Linked DNA regions of Homo sapiens: region 2 is linked to region 1. A link is a contact called in ENCODE POLR2A ChIA-PET data. All regions are on one chromosome and are shown on one strand. Each heading gives the region's core, a stretch centred on a gene start or an enhancer-like site at or near the end of the contact. The rest is flanking DNA. Distances are from core to core; before and after follow the strand shown.

Region 1 (7,822 bases), core at 1,514-4,013:
AATGCCTACACCTCTTTTCCCCAGCTGGCTCGGCTCTCTGCCCCTGGAGAGAACACCCAGGCACACTGCGGCCAGTGAGAGGGACTGGACTTCTGACAAGTCAGGTAACTCAATCAATCCCCTGTTCCTTTTCCTGCCTGGCTTTGCTGGAGGGGCACTTTCCAGATGAGAAAATATACCTCACTGGGAGCTGTGACCACCATGGGGTCGGGTGACCAAAACCACCCACAGGAGGAGCCTACTTCTTCCAAACTTACCAGCCCAAACCAGCACTGCACAAAGTGGCACAAGGCAGCGACACCAGATCTGACCAGTGCCCAAAGCCCTGCCCACTATGCCTTGGGATAAAGAGAGAATGCGAGGTGGCACAGAGCACACAGCCCCACCCATCACCCCTGGTCCCCCAGGCCTCTTCCGCTGCCGCCTGCTCAAAGGTCCACTGCCAGGACCCTCCAGGAAAGAAAAAAAGAAAAAAGGAAAAGGAAAAGAAAAGCAAGAAAGGAATCCAGATGCCATCTCCTTCCCAAGGCCTTCCCAGGTGCCGCTGTGCACAGCTAAGAGGCTCACCCATGACTTCCTGCCCCCAGCACCCTCAGTCATCACTGCCTCACTGGCTTCAGAAGGGTCTCGCTGAGGGGGCCTCACTCATTCATTCCACAGGGACTTAGAGAGCGGTGCATCAGGAGCTAGAGAAACAGACGCTCACCCTGGGCAAGCAGACAAACCTCACCGTGAAACACTCAACGGCTGAGAGAGGGAGCTAATGCGGCTGGGAGGCCAGCACTGCCCAGCTCGAGGACAGGCAGGAGCTCTAAGAGGTAACAGAGCCCGAAGGTCACTGGAGTCTTCGAGTGCTCCGAGTTCACCTCGTGAAAGGTTTTGAGCAGAGAAATGAAAATATCCAACTTCAGTCTTAAAACTATCATTCTGTTGCCCTGGTTACAAGGCAGTGTTGTGGCCTGAATTGTGTCTCCCCAAAAAATATGTTGAAGTCCTAACCTCTGGGTACCTATGAATGTGACCTTGTTTGTAAACAGGGTCTCTGCAGATGTAAATAAGATGTAATTTAGACCAGGCGCGGCGGCTAACGCCTATAATCCCGGCACTTTAGGATAAAGATTAGCATAAAGATTCTTTACTTCCAAAGGGACTTGCTTGCCTTTGGGAGGCCGAGGCAGGCGGATCACGAGGTCAGAATTTCGAGATCAGCCTGGCCAACATAATGAAACCTCAGCTCTACTGAAACTACAAAAATTAGCCCGGCGTGATGGCTCACACCTGTAATCCCAGCTACTCAGGAGGGTGAGGCAGAACTGCTTGAACCTGGGAGGCGGAGGTTGCAGTAAGCCAAGATCACGCCATTGCACTCCAGCCTGGGCGACAGAGCAAGACTTTGCTTCAAAAAAAAAAAAAAAAAATATATATATATATACAATTTAAGACAAGGTTATACTGGAGTAGGATGGGCCCTTAATCCAACATTACTGATGTCCTTATGAGAAGAGTCGGGCTCACTGAGGAAGGAGGATCATCACTTGAGGCCAGGAGTTCAAGAACAGCCTGGGCAAAATAGTGAGACCCCCATCTCTACAAAAAAACACAATTAGCCAGGTATGGTGGCACATGTCTGTAGTCCTAGCTACTCGGGAGGCTGAGGAAGGAGGATCACTTAAGCCCAGGAGTTTGAGGTGACAGTGAGCTATAATAATGACACTGTACCCCAGCCTGGGTGACAGTGAGAGACCTTGTCTACAGATCTTTGAGAATAAACCTCTGTTGTTTTAAGCCACGCGGTCTGTGGCACTTTCTTACAGCTGCCTCAGGAAACCAGGAGAAACCAGGCGGCGACACGCAAAGCCGGAAAGGCGGGAGAGGAGGGGAAATGATAATGTCCCAGGCTTGGCCCAGCGCGGCAGGGTGAAGGTGAGGGCGGCTTGGGTTTTGTCTGCTTTGACTGGCGGCAGTGCCTAGGGACTCAGCACGTGGAGTGTGAAGAAAGAGGAATCAAAGACAACTGCGAGGCTCTGAACGCACAGCCAGGAAGATGGAGCTGCCATCACAGCGCCAGTCAGGCGGAGGAGGGAGCAGGTTTGGAGAAGAGAGCCTGATGTGTGCCTAGTGCGAAATGCCTGAGACATCCAGTGGAGACGCAAGAGTCCCCAAAAAATTATCAGTGTGCTCAAAATCCAGATGGCAGGAGAGCTACGAGGCAGACGCGTCCCCCAGCGAGCGTGTGGCGAGGACAGACCCAAGACATTCTGACCTACAGAGACCAGTGCGGGACGCAGCTGCGGGGCGGCGGGACAAGGAGAGGGGCCCGGGGCCCGCGCGCAGCTCCCGAGGTGGTGCAGGCCCTGGCGCCCGCGGGCTTCCTAAGACATCCCACGGGTGGGCTTCGGGGGAGTAGGGCGCCCTGTGGACCCAAGAGAAGCCTGGGGGGCTGCAGCTCGCGCAGGCCCGGCGCCCCCGCGCCCCCGCCCCGCCGCCCGCACCCTCGGCCGCCAGGCACTCACGTAGCGGCTGCACATGGCCACGGCGAGGTTGCGCAGGTGCGGCGTGGCCCCCACCCACAGGAACAGCGAGTCCGTCAGCCGCATGACGTGGAAGTGGACCAGCTGCTCCCACAGCCTCGCGCTGAAGTTGTGCAGGGAGACGTCCCCGCCGGCGGCGACAACCAGCCCCTCCATGCCGCCCCACGGCTCCCGGCCCACAGCGCCAGACCCGGGTCCTCGCCGCTGCCAGCCCCGCCAGACCCGATGGAGCGAGCACCGAGAGACCGAGCGCGCTTTCGCTTTCGGCCCCGGAAGGGCGGGGGTGAGGGGCGTGGTCGGGGAGGGGCGATCCCGGGCTTGGGTTGGGGGCGTGGTCGAGGCGGGGCGGCTGCCGGCCCTGGGCGGAGTAGCTGTCCCTGGTTGTCTTGCTGGCCTCTCCCGCACACCAGTACCTCTCTGGACGGGCTGGGGAAACCCACTTGAGTAGCAGAGTGCGACAGTGACCTCTAGGAGTCCACGGGCGCCCAGCAGAACTCACCCTCGCTTTGTTTCCCCCCACCCCCTAATTATTACTGACGCGGGGCATTCAAGGGCTGAAGCCAGCCGCACCGTCCTCCCAGGCCGTGACACTTCGCCCTACAGACATTAATTTAATTAAAAATTTAAAAAGACTGATTTTTAATTAGTTCTTCAAGCACTCTGAGAACGGCCACCTCCCGTCCCACCTCCTCCTCCTAGCAGCCCTTTAACTCCAAGGAGGCTTCGACGGCACCCAGCCCTAATTAAGAATGGCAACGGTATTGGGAGAAAGCCTTTAGAAAGGAAAATTGTGTCAACTAAGTTGGCAGGAGGATGGGCAGGCACCCTTTTGGACGCCGAGTCCCAAGCTGCAGTCATGTACATGGCCTCGGGCTACCCCCTTAACCTCTCTGAGACTCAGTTTCCTCATCTGCAAAATGCAAATAAGAACAGGTGCCTTTCGGAGACGTGGAAAGGATCTCAAGAGAGATTAATGGGAAGCACCAACAATCATCCAATCATCCCATTGTCATACCTATGGGGAGACCCCTTGAACACTTCAGGACATTACAGAGTTGAGAAAAGGAAGCCTTGATGGGTTAAGAGAGAAGGTGGTAAAAGAAAACAGCCCATTTTGTCAGATTCTGTTACAACTGACTTTAGAGATTTAACTTGGAACTATAAAAGGTCTGCTTTAAAAATCTCTAATAGATCTAAGTTGACTAAATTGAAATTTAAGAGGGCATTTTCCATAGTTCTATTTGCTAATTATCGATGATTCAATAATACAGTTAATTTTCAGGTCAATATTTTAACAGCTTTATTAAAATGTGATTAACATACAATAACTGCACATATATAGTGTACAAATTGAAGTCTTGACACGTTATAGCCAGTGAAATCATCATCACAATCCACAAAGTGAACGCGTCCAGTACTCCCTCCTGCCCTCAGTAATGACTCCTGCCCCCAACCACTGATCTGCTTCCTGCCACACAGATTAGTCTGCATTTTCCAGAGTTTTGTATCAGTGGAATCACACAGTATGTACTGTTTTTTGTCCAGCTTCTTTCCTTCATCATAATTATCTTGGGTTCATCTGCTTGTGTGTCAATGGCTTGTGTCTTTGTATTACTAAGCAGTGTTCCATTGTATGGCTACACCATAATTGTTTTATCCCTTTACTTTGTGATTTGAGGCCCTTCAATCAGCTAGGAGGACCCAAAGATTAAGGAAACAAAGTTACCGACCGGTGGAGAGTTCAAGGCCTGGCTGGCATGGCAAATTTCTCAATCTGGATTGTAATGATGGTTTCACTGGTTATACATGTCTCAAAACCTCAATGCTCCTCTCTCTCTCCAGCTTTGCTGTCACTGCTCGGGAAACACACAGGCAGAGGGTCACAGCCAGTCATGCCCAACATCAGCGGCCCTGGAACACTGCCCTGCAGTCCCTAGACAGCGTCCTCTCTCACTCCCCTTGACTATGCTCCCCAAACCCTGAGCTGACCCAAACCCAAGTTCAGCAGATGCCCTTGCTTCTGATGTTATGCAGAAAATAGAGGTGACAAAGCCAGATTTTCCCAGCTCCTTGTCCCTCTCCTAAAATGCTTATCTTCATTGGACCCTATCTTTCCTTCTGCTCACTCTGTGACAGTGAAAGATAAAGATGTCCCTCCTTGTACAGAAGGTCAATCCATCCACCTGTGCTCTGACCCTGTCCTTTCACGTCCTCAGGAACCCCCCTCATTATCTGTGATGCGTCTCCAAAGAGCCTGCATGTGCCACCTAGGTCCACTTCAAAAAAAACTTGTCCCAACTGCTACAAATCCTACCTTCTGCCACGGCCTCCTCTAGAGTCTGCACACCCTCCCCGTGGCAGCCCACATACAATAACTGATGGAGGCAGACTATGAAAGCCAGGCCAGTTTGCCCCAGTGCAGAACAACTCACAACTCTGATGGGCCATTTTGGCTCCAGAGTGCCCAGGGAGTCAGCCCACCCTGCCTACTGCAAGGGCGGTATTCACCTTACACTATCAAAAGAAATCAAGAATGGATGGTCAGGCGGCTGAATGTTGTCACCCCCCAAAAACATTATGATGCCTGGGCCTGGAACCCAACAACTGGAGAGGTGACCAGGTCCCCGGCACCACCATGTGCCGTAACAATCGCCCCAGCCGTTCCCCAAATGACCGAGTGGCTGGCCACACATCACAGGAGGAGGAAGATGCAACATTTGAAGGGTTAGAGCTGGAATTGAGATCTGGGGAAACTGAAGTGTCATCACAGTCCTTCTCGAGTGGGGAACCATCCATACAGGAACAGAAAATAAAGGGAGTCCTCGCCAAAGGTCCACTGGGTCTGTGGACCCATCAGGGGTCATTTCCCTGGTCCTCAAATGTATAACTGGGATATATATACCTAGAAATTAGCCCAGCACCCACATTGGATCTGTGCCCTATAGGGTAGGAGCTATCATAGTGGAGAAAACCAAGTGGAAGCTTCTAGAATTATTGCCCTTCCCCCAGCCAAGCAAGCATGTCAAAAACAGTATTCCATCCTGGGGAGGATGGTGAAAATTTGTGCCACCCTTCAGGAGCCAAAGGATGCAGTGGTGGTAGACTTCATATTGCTATTTAATTCAGTCAAGTCCTGGAAGATGGCAATTGACTTCTATAAACCCAACCAAGAAGCAATCCCCATTGTGGCTGCCATAGCAGATGTGGAATCTTTGCTAGAGTGGTGTGATAATGCCATAGGTACATGGTACGTGACCAAGGATGCAGCAAATGTGTTTTCTATCCCAATCAGGAAAGAGGAAGACAAAACAATTTGCATTCACGTGAGATGGACGACATTCATTTACAGTTTTGCCCACAATTCTAATCTCTGCCCTGTCTGAAAAGATTGGGACTCTCTGGACATTCCACAGAATATCACATTGGTGCATTTGCCCACTGCCACCTGTTTTACCAATACCCCTTCTTCAGTTCCTGCTTTTGGCCATAGGAGGGATCTCATACAAATCACTTAAGGCTCTCGGACTCGTTTGTCTGTGGGCGCAAGCTACAAATAGATGACAGCTGCACTTCTGCCTCACTCAGGCAGTGGGTCTGGGTAACCATCTCATGTAAACAGAACAGCAGCCCAAGGTTGGAGTCTATACAGACTCATGGGCAGTGGGGAATGACCTGGCCAGGCAGTTTAGGTACCTTTGGGGAGAAAGACGGGAAGATAAAAGAGGTGGTGGTCTGAGAAGGGGCATGTGGCTGGAGTGTCCACGAAGTGTGAAAATCCTTGTCATGTTATCACTCAACAAACATCATCCACCACAGGAAAAATTAAGCAACTACATAGAATGACTCCACCAGTTGCCGTTAGCCTCATCCACCACTCTCCCAGGATGGGCACCGATAGACCCGTAAGACAGCCGTGGTAACACAGAACCCAACAGCATGGAAGGCTTACCAGAGTTGATTTTGCTCCTGCTGCCACCAAACATCCTACTTCCACCAGAGCGCACATGTAAGCCGTCAGTATGGCCCTGCTCCTCAAAGAGAATGACCAATACGTGGTAAGCTGGTGATGTTGTGCTCCTATGCAGCCAACTTCTTAGGAATAGAAGCATATTCCAAGTGTGTTTGTTCCTGTCCAGAGAATCAGAAAGCGCCATTATCCCAGCGCTCCCACATGGGAGTGCGCTAGGTCCATGGGATCCACAGCCACATCACATGCTCTGCAACACCCAACAGCTGACACCCAGTGAGAGAATGGCTGAAGCACCAGCTCAGAGATCATTCACTTACAAGGTCGGAGTCACCCTCCAGCATCTCATGTTCACCCTGAGTTAAAGTGTTTTCTAAGGTCCCACTGTGTCCAGAATTGGTGTCTTGTTGCTCTGACCCCAAGCATTCAGCCAGACCCTACAGGTGAGCATTACAGTTTTTAAAAGAGGCACAGGGGGAGTTTGTTTTTTCTGGTGTCCAGGCGCATCCCACAGCTTCTTTCTGTTGAGTTTAGTGGTTTCGCAGCTTGAAGGAACAAAGCTGTAGGCCTTCACAATCAGTGTTACACCTCTTAAAGCTACGCCTACTGGAATTATTTACTTCCATCGTTGGGTTCCCAGCCTCACAAACCCCGAGAACAAATCTGCACACCTTCCAGATAATTGTTACAGCTCATAAACCCAACACATACACAAAAAACCACCAGCAACAATATTTATCTAAAAAGACACACAAAAAAAGCAGAAAACTATTACAGCACAAAGCCATACCTCCTCAGATGTGCCACCAACAGCAGGTCGGGCAGCCTGCTTTTATTCCCTTATCTGACCCCACCCACATCCTGCTGATTGGCCCATTTTACAGAGAGCTGATTGGTCCATTTTACAGAGAGCTGATTGGTCTGTTTTACAGAGAGCTGATTGGTCCGTTTTACAGAGAGCTGATTGGTCCGTTTTACAAAGAGCAGATGCGTCCATTTTTTGACAGGATGCTGATTGGTGCGTTTACAATCCCTGAGCTAGACACAGAGTGCTGATTGGTGTATTTACAATCCTTTAGCTAGACATAAAAGTTCTCCAAGTCCCTACCAGATTGGGAAGACACAGAGTGCTGATTAGCGCATATATAATTCTCCAGAGGGACATGAAAGTTGTTTAAGTCCCCACCCAATTCAGGAGCCCAGCTGGGTTTCCTAAGTGGATCCCCCGCCAGCGCCACGGGCGGAGCTGCCAGTCACCGCCTGCATTATTCAGCCGTTGGGCGGTCGATGGGACCGGTCGCCGAGAAGCAGGGGGTGGCACTTG
Region 2 (7,822 bases), core at 3,876-6,375, 210 kb before region 1:
AGGGAAAGAAGACAGGCTGCAGGACCCCAAGAGTGGGGTCCACAAGGGAACAAGGAGGTGAACAGCCCACCTCAAAGACAGATGACCTAAAAACATTTATACTGTATTGACTCCGCCACCCAGATACTTAGTTCAGTACACAAATGCCTCCCATTAAAAGCCCAAAATGTTTCTCTAAAGTTTCTCTGTGAAAAAGAGACTGTGAAAGTAGAGGCAATTATTAACACAAGTGATAGAACGTTACGAAAAAGAGAAGATGCCTAGGGGAGTGATGGCATTTCTGAATGTGGGGATTCACAAAGGGCTCCAGGTACATCCTTTGGGGATAATAATCTGATCTGCAACATACAGCAGATGAAAAGTGCATGAAATAGGGGAAAGAGGCACTGTCAAAGAAACTGACACAGTCATAGATTGCCACAATAATTGTACCAGATCAGAGGGAAGGCAGCCCAGCAGAGGGCAGGTGTTTGGGCACCTGGGAGTGAGTCCACTCACTTTCATCAGGAATCCCTGAGAAATTCCAAGGGAGTTAGCCAGTCCTCCAACCTCCCAGTGAGTGGGTACCAGTCAAAGTGGGCAATGCACTTAAAACCAGAAGACGATTAAGAAGTAAAGAGGACCGCATCAAGACTTGCCTCTATTTCTAACTGGAAGAATTTGCCAGCCCTTTAGGGCAGGGGTCTGACCCCTGGTTCCAGTCTGTGGTCTGTTAGGAACCAGGCCACACAGCAGGAGGTGGGCGGAGGGTGAGTGAGCATTACCACCTGAGCTCCGCCTCCTGTGAAATCAGTGGGGGCATTAGATTCTCACAGGAGCACAAACCCTGTCGTGAACTGTGCGTGCAAGGGATCCAGGTTGCATGCTCCTTATGAGAATCTAACGCCTGATGATCTGAGATGGAACAGTTTAATCCTGAAACCACCATCACCTCCCGCCCCCCGAGCCCCGTTCCATCAATGGGAAAATTGTCTACCGCAAAACTGGTCCACGGTGCTACAGAGGCAGCAGAAGCAGCTTCGTGTGGCCTATACCTAGGTTTTAATGCACTTAGGAATGACCTGGGGCTTGTGAAAATGTGGATTCTGATTCTGTAAGTCTGGGCGGGGGCCTGAGAATGTTCTTAATAGTTAAGAAAATTGTTAAGAAAACTGCAGTCAAGTTCACCCACAGTATTGTATTAATTCTTCTCCACTGATGCTTACTGTTTACAAAATCCTGAGTTACAGAGTGCATCTTTATCATTTCTTAAATAAGATAAAAGAAGCATAAGCCACAACAGAAAAAGATTGATAAGTTTGACAAAATGAAAATGTAATATTTTTATATAACAAAAGACAACAGAAACAAAGTTAAAGCCAGTATCAAGGACAAAAGGAGCCACAGATTGGAGGAATATATTTGTAATGCATGAAACTGATAGGGAATGAGTATTCCGGATACACAAAAATCCCTGCAAATCATTGTTTTTGAGAATGAACAATTAAAAATGACTTACATATTCACCAATAAGTAAACGAATGCATACATTTTAATAAATTCATAGAAATAATGCAGAAATAGATGTTCAAAATGAATACACTAGATCTCCAAATATCAACTGAGACAAGTCTTGAAAACATGGAACTGAGTGAAGTGTAAGCTGTAGAAAACTGTATGAAGTATTATTTGTATAAAATAGAAAACATTACTAAATGTTGATTATGTACACCTATGCATGGGTAGAGGAGATACACACCAGTATCAGAATGGGGGTTCTGCTGCAGAACAGGTGGGGCTGGGAGGAGGGAGGAGTAGAAAGGAATTTCCACCACAGTGTCAGAAATCATGGAGCAGGCTGGGTGCAGTGGCTCACGCCTGTAATCCCAGAACTTTGGGAGGCCAAGACAGGCAGATCGCTTGAGCCCAGTAGTTTGAGACCGGCCTAGGCAACATGATGAAACCCTGTCTCTACAAACAATACAAAAAATTAGCTGGGCATGGGCACATGCCTGTAGTCCCAGCTATTTGGGAGGCTGAGGTAGAAGGATCACCTGAGCCCAGGAAGTTGAGGCTGCAGTGAGCCGTGATCGTGCCGCTGCATTCCAGTCTGGTTAAAAAAGCAAGACTCAAAAAAGAAAACAGAAAAGAAATCATGCGGCAGATGTGGTTAGAAACCCACATTTGTCAAATCTGTATAGCAATTATTATTCTCTGAACTTTTCTGCATGTTCAAAATATTTCAGAGAGAGATTCTTTCAGGCATCTGGAACAAGGTGACCTGAGCCCCTTTCTGAGTCCTCCTGAGCTGCTTGCAGGTCCCTAAATGGCCTGGTAGGACTCCTTCCCTCCCCTCACTACTCAAAGTGAGGTTTGCCAACAGCCGCATCACCTAGCAGCATCTTGGAAATAAATGCACATTCTCAGGCCCCCGCCCAGACTTTCAGAATCTGCATTTTCACAAGCCCCGGGTCATTCCTATGTATATTAAAACCTAGGTAGGCTACACAAAACTGCTCCTGCTGCCTCTGTCCCTTCTGTCCACTGCCCATATTGTTACCTAGATAACTCCAAAGCCTCTACCTGGATGGAGTTTAAGGATTGCATGTTCTAAGACTGCTGTGAACCCCTATCTAGAGCAGGAGTTATCTGTGTATGCTGGACACTTTATTTTATCAAGATCTGAAACACTGTTATCAGCTGCTAACCAGACAGTGAATTCCATATTAGTCCCATTAACCTTTGGGGGGTTGTCCATCATCTTATAGTACACAGCACATGGCATGAGTTCAGTGAATCTTTTAAGAATAAATGAAGAATCCACATTTTTAAGACACTGGTAAGGCCATCATCCATACTAAAAATGTTCACTCAGGGAATGGAATGTTCTGATTCTGGAACACTTTAATACGTGGAATTAATTTCTTATTATCTTTTAAAGTTCTAAATCTAAAATAGATTAAATTTATTTAAAAATTATTGGCATTTTAAAAAACTGTGCATGTTTAACATTTTGTAGCAAAGTAGTATTTTTTATAGCACATCTTAATAAATTGATGTAAAAAATGTCTCCACTTCAGGAACTCTTAGTCTTTCAAGGACTCTTGGCCCCATTTGAAAGCCTAATGGCAGATAGAGACCTTTTCCCCAGACAAATGCACATAATCAGCAATACATAATTTCAGTTTTCACAAACCCCAGGCAAAGAGTATCTGCCCTAAATTCAACAAGGCTGTAGATGACCCCCTTATCTCACATCGTTCCAGAGTTTTCTACTGTGTCATGTGAATGAAGATGTGTCACAGAGAATCCCACCATATGACACCTTTCATAGCCACTCTTCATTCCTCTCGCTGTGAAAACAATCCCCCAAATTATGAGCAACTTAAAAAACTCTTATGAGCATTAACTAATAAAGTGGTGCTCAAAAGTGTTTCCTTGGCTGGGTGCAGTGGCTCACACCTGTAATCCCAGCACTTTGGGAGGCTGAGGCAGGTGGATCACGAGGTCAGGAGATCGAGACCATCCTGGCTAATACAGTGAAACCCTGTCTCTACTAAAAATAAAAAAAATTAGCCGGGCGTGGTAGCACGTGCCCGTAGTCACAGCTACTTGGGAGGCTGAGGCAGGAGAATCGCTTGAACCCAGGAGGCGGAGGTTGCAGTGAGCCAAGATCATGCCACTGCACTCCAGCCTGGGTGACAGAGTGAGACTCTGTCTCAAGAAAAAAGAAAAAAGTGTTTCCTTTTGAACGTGCCCCCCGGGTTTCCACCTGTGGATGTAGAAGACGGGAAGTCTAGAATCCATACTGCTGCTCAGAGGCCATCACACAGGGTACATGGGCCTGAGTGAGTGACCGCACTGCCCTCGTTAACTGGACTAAATAGTATTTTATCACATTTTGTTGTCGTTTTGTTGCTTTTTTTTTTTTTCTTGAGACAGTTTCATTCTTGTTGCCCAGGCTGGAGTACAGTGGCACAATCTCGGCTCACTGCAACCTCTGCCTCCCCAGCTCAAGTGATTCTCCTGCCTCAGCCTCCCCAGTAGCTGGGATTACAGGCGCATGCCACCATGCCTGTCTAATTTTTGTATTTTTAGTAGAGACGGGGTTTCTCCATGTTGGCCAAGCTGGTCTCGAACTCCTGACCTCAGGTGATCCACCCGTCTGAGCCTCCCAAAGTGTTGGAATTACAGGTGGGAGCCACTGCACCCGGCTCTTGTTGCTTTTCTTAAGAGACATTTAAAAATGCCTTGGTAGCAGGTAGAAAAGCAGCAGAAATATTTTATTCTATTTACAGGCACCATCAAACTACCACATGGTTTTAAATATAAACAACTACCAATAAACAAGTAACACCCACAGAAATCCAGAGCCAGGAGGAGACATCTGCATTAGGCTCTGGTGCTGAAAGAAGCCTCCATCACCAGGTCAAGTTTATTTGCCAAAAAGAGAAAAAATAAATAAGTCCACCACCCAATCCCTTCTGGAGCAGCCATCCTTTCCCCTCCCCCTCCACATTCAGTCACTGGAACTGGAAGTCACTTTCATGCCAAATAATAATGACGGCCAGGTGTGGTGGCTCATGCCTGTAATCCCAGCACTTGGGAGGCAGAGGCAGGCGGATCACGCGATCAGGAGATCGAGACCATCCTGGCTAACACAGTGAAACCCTGTCTCTGCTAAAAATACAAAAAATTAGCCGGGTGTGGTGGCACGTGCCTGTAGTCCCAGCTACTCGGGAGGCTGAGGCAGGAGAATCACCTGAACCCAGGAGGCGGAGGTTGCAGTGAGCCGAGATAGCACCACTGCACTCCAGCCTGGGTGACAGAGCAAGACTCTGTCTCAATAATAATAATAATAATAATAATAATAATAATAATAATAATAACGATACTAATTCATTATTAGTGTCATTTAACAAATAATGAATTTGCACCATTTTTAACTTTGCAAAGCTCTTTCACTTTTGTTAGTGTAGCATTTTAATTATGTTACCAGAAAGGAAAGAGTGAGCTGGAAGCTGGGCCGCCTTCCTTCACTCAGCCCCACAGCCCATCCCAAACCGCTCCAAACACAGCTCCTGCAGAGCACCCGCAGAAACCACCCACGTGTGTGTGTGTGTGTGTGTGTGTGTGTGTGTGTGTGTCTGAATTCATGCTGAGTCATGGGAGCCAGTGTTGTGCATTGTCTGGTTGGTGAGGAGCTCTCAGATGTTTGTGAAATGATCCCTGGGGGACATGAGTAAGCTCTTCCTAGACTCTGAGTGCTGAGGTCAGAGATTGATAGAAAAAGAATTAGAAATTTTGAAAAAGGCGTAGAAATTCCAAGCAGGGCAGAATTCCTAAGAGAGACTATTCTTTTTAAAATTACTGACTCTCTTTTGAGGACTCATATCATTAAGGATCTGGAGATAAAGAGAAACTTTGGATGAGTAATACTTTTATTTTGAATTTTAAATATTGCACTGATGTTTTTAAAATAAAGCAACCTCATCCAGATAATAGAAGTGCAAGATGAGCTTCCCATAGTGGAACTTGCTTCCACCAGTGGCTGGTTAACTACATTAATTGGTTAACTAACAGGGCAGCCAATTTGGTCCTTGATGGGATAGCTAGTTTCTCCTTGCTTCTTTCATTCACCATTTATTGAATGCTAACCCTTCATTCGCACCATTTACTAGGTGCTAAATGTGAAGGAAACACAGTTGGACCTTCCCAGAGCTTAATGTTTCATGGAAGAACTCAGAGAAAACCCATTTTAATAGATTTAAGCCATCTGTTTCCAGAGAGATGAAGCTGGGAAATGACCGTGTAACCCATCATCTGTGCAAGACAGGAAAATACCCTATTGTCAGCCATTTCATTACTGGTGAAACGAAGGTGTTCTACACAGATTCGGTTTGCAGGGAGGCAGCATGGAGAATGTACTGGCTGGGAACCAGAAGAATTGAGCTCTAGGACCGTATCACCCTCGAATAAACTCTTTTTCTTTTCTTTTTTTTTTTTTTGAGATGGAGTTTCACTCTTATTGCCCAGGCCAGAGTGCAATGGCACAACCTCAGCTCACCACAACCTCCGCCTCCTGGGTTCAAGTGATTCTCCTGCCTCAGCCTCTCACGTAGCTGGGATTACAGGCATGTGCCACCATGCCCAGCTAATTTTGTATTTTTAGTAGAGATGGGGTTTCTCCATGTTGATTAGGCTGGTCTCAAACTCCCAACCTCAGGGATCCACCCACCTTGGCCTCCCAAAATGCTGGGATTACAGGTGTGAGCCACCGGGCCCGGCCGCCTCTAATAAACTCTTAAATTTAGGTCAAAGGATTCCACTTTCCTAGGCCTGTTTCCTCTCCTAGAAATGGGGGGGTTCAGTAGATGGCTAGAGGCTCCATTTAGCTTCATTATTTGCTATCACTCAAAAACCTCACAGTCCTGAGAAAGGCAGCCATGATTAATTCCTCGTTGTCTTGGAAGAGAACTAGTTGTGGTGCACTAGCCAACACATAAGCAAGCTCAGCCCTTAGCCAGCGGCTGCCTTCCCTCTTCTACTGTGACTAACCACCACTGGACCTTAAGGCAGTTGTTGGAACCAGTAAAAAGAATGTTCCTCTCCTGGCCATAAGTACAAGTGGTTATTTGCAAAGCTACATAATGGCGTTAATTAGTGAGAGTTCACACTTGGGCTTAATGTAAACAGACTCTCCTAGTAACAGACAACTTCAAACAGTGAGGCTGAATTCCAGTGTAGACACTACCTAAGCAAGTGAAGAATCAATTTTGAGGGGAAAATTAGAGACTTTGGGATGGAGTCCAGAAACCATGGGGTGGGGTTCGGTCATCGGAGGAAGGAGAGGGGCCACCTGAATGATTTTCCCTGAGCAGCTGATAAGCATATTAATCTGGGCAACTGAAGATCCCTATCAAACTATTGATACAGCTGTGTTTGGCTCCAAGTGTGCTGAATCTGTGCCAGCTCTTCACAACCTGTGATCTAATGAGCTGAGGACAGGAACTGGGACCTGGCCCTTGCGTGCTCCTTTGAAGGAAGAAGGGAAGGAATCAAAAGTGGAGAAAAGAGGGCTGGGCGTGGTGGCTCATGCCTGTAATCCCAGCACTTTGGGAAGCAGAGGTAGGCGGATCACCTGAGGTCAGGAGTTAGAGACCAGCCTGGCCAACATGGAGAAACCCGGTCTCTACTAAAAATACAAAAATTAGCCGGGCATGGTGGTACGCGTCTGTAATCCCAGCTACTCGGGAGGCTGAGGCAGGAGAATCGCTTGAACCTGGGAGGCAGAGGTTGCCGTGAGCCGAGACCATGCCACTGCACTCCAGCCTGGGCGACAGAGTGAGACTCTGCCTCAAAAAAAAAAGAAAAAGAAAAAGAAAGAAAGAAAAGCGAGCCTACAGGAAGGGGACACCATTTCGACTTTGTTTTCTGGTTCTTTTACCTTACCCGTCTTCGAAAGCTAGGCCTATGAGACTAGCTACAAATATAAAACGTACCTTTACGGAGAGGACATATGGGCAAGGAATGATTTAAATTCTTAGCCAATTCCTCTTGGGGTTTAGACACATTGTCACTCTCGTTAAATGGAAATGTGAAGGATAAATTCTTAGCCAACATCAAAAGGAGTGGCGTTTGAAAGTAGCGATAGAGAAGAAAGCGGGCTCTCTCGCAGTCAGAGGCCTAATCTCACCCCACCTCCACACTGCACCCACCCGGATGAGGGTTCCTTCCTGGAAGCTTTCATGTGTCTCAGAAGAAAATAATTACCATCAGAGCCACTCGAAGAACAACAAAAGAAATCCTTCCTTCTTATTTTATAGTCACGGGTTATTTTAAA

Evidence for each region. ChIA-PET counts read pairs that join two places held with the same protein, here RNA polymerase II (POLR2A).
Region 2: POLR2A ChIA-PET joins it to region 1 with 10 read pairs in MCF 10A. The contact joins the enhancer-like site here to the promoter of PSMG4 in region 1. POLR2A ChIA-PET finds 5 or more read pairs at or near these places in 3 of 52 experiments (MCF 10A, activated CD4-positive, alpha-beta T cell and endothelial cell of umbilical vein).

Annotation. Positions count from the first base shown.
Region 1 is chr6:3,253,888-3,261,709 of GRCh38, reverse strand. It overlaps PSMG4 (proteasome assembly chaperone 4), which reads right to left and starts at 2,763. Exons shown (of 3, transcript NM_001128591.2): 1 at 2,514-2,763. The coding sequence starts at 2,687. RefSeq lists an enhancer at 2,054-2,183 and silencers at 2,304-2,403, 2,454-2,573, 2,694-2,943.
Region 2 is chr6:3,470,619-3,478,440 of GRCh38, reverse strand. No RefSeq gene overlaps it. Among named protein-coding and RNA genes, the nearest start is that of SLC22A23, 17 kb to the right of the region's middle. RefSeq lists an enhancer at 5,012-5,306 and a cis regulatory region at 4,917-5,397. Within about 2 kb of position 5,125, at least 3 of the 41 ENCODE cell types and tissues checked have a DNase peak (open chromatin) inside an H3K27ac peak, as active enhancers do.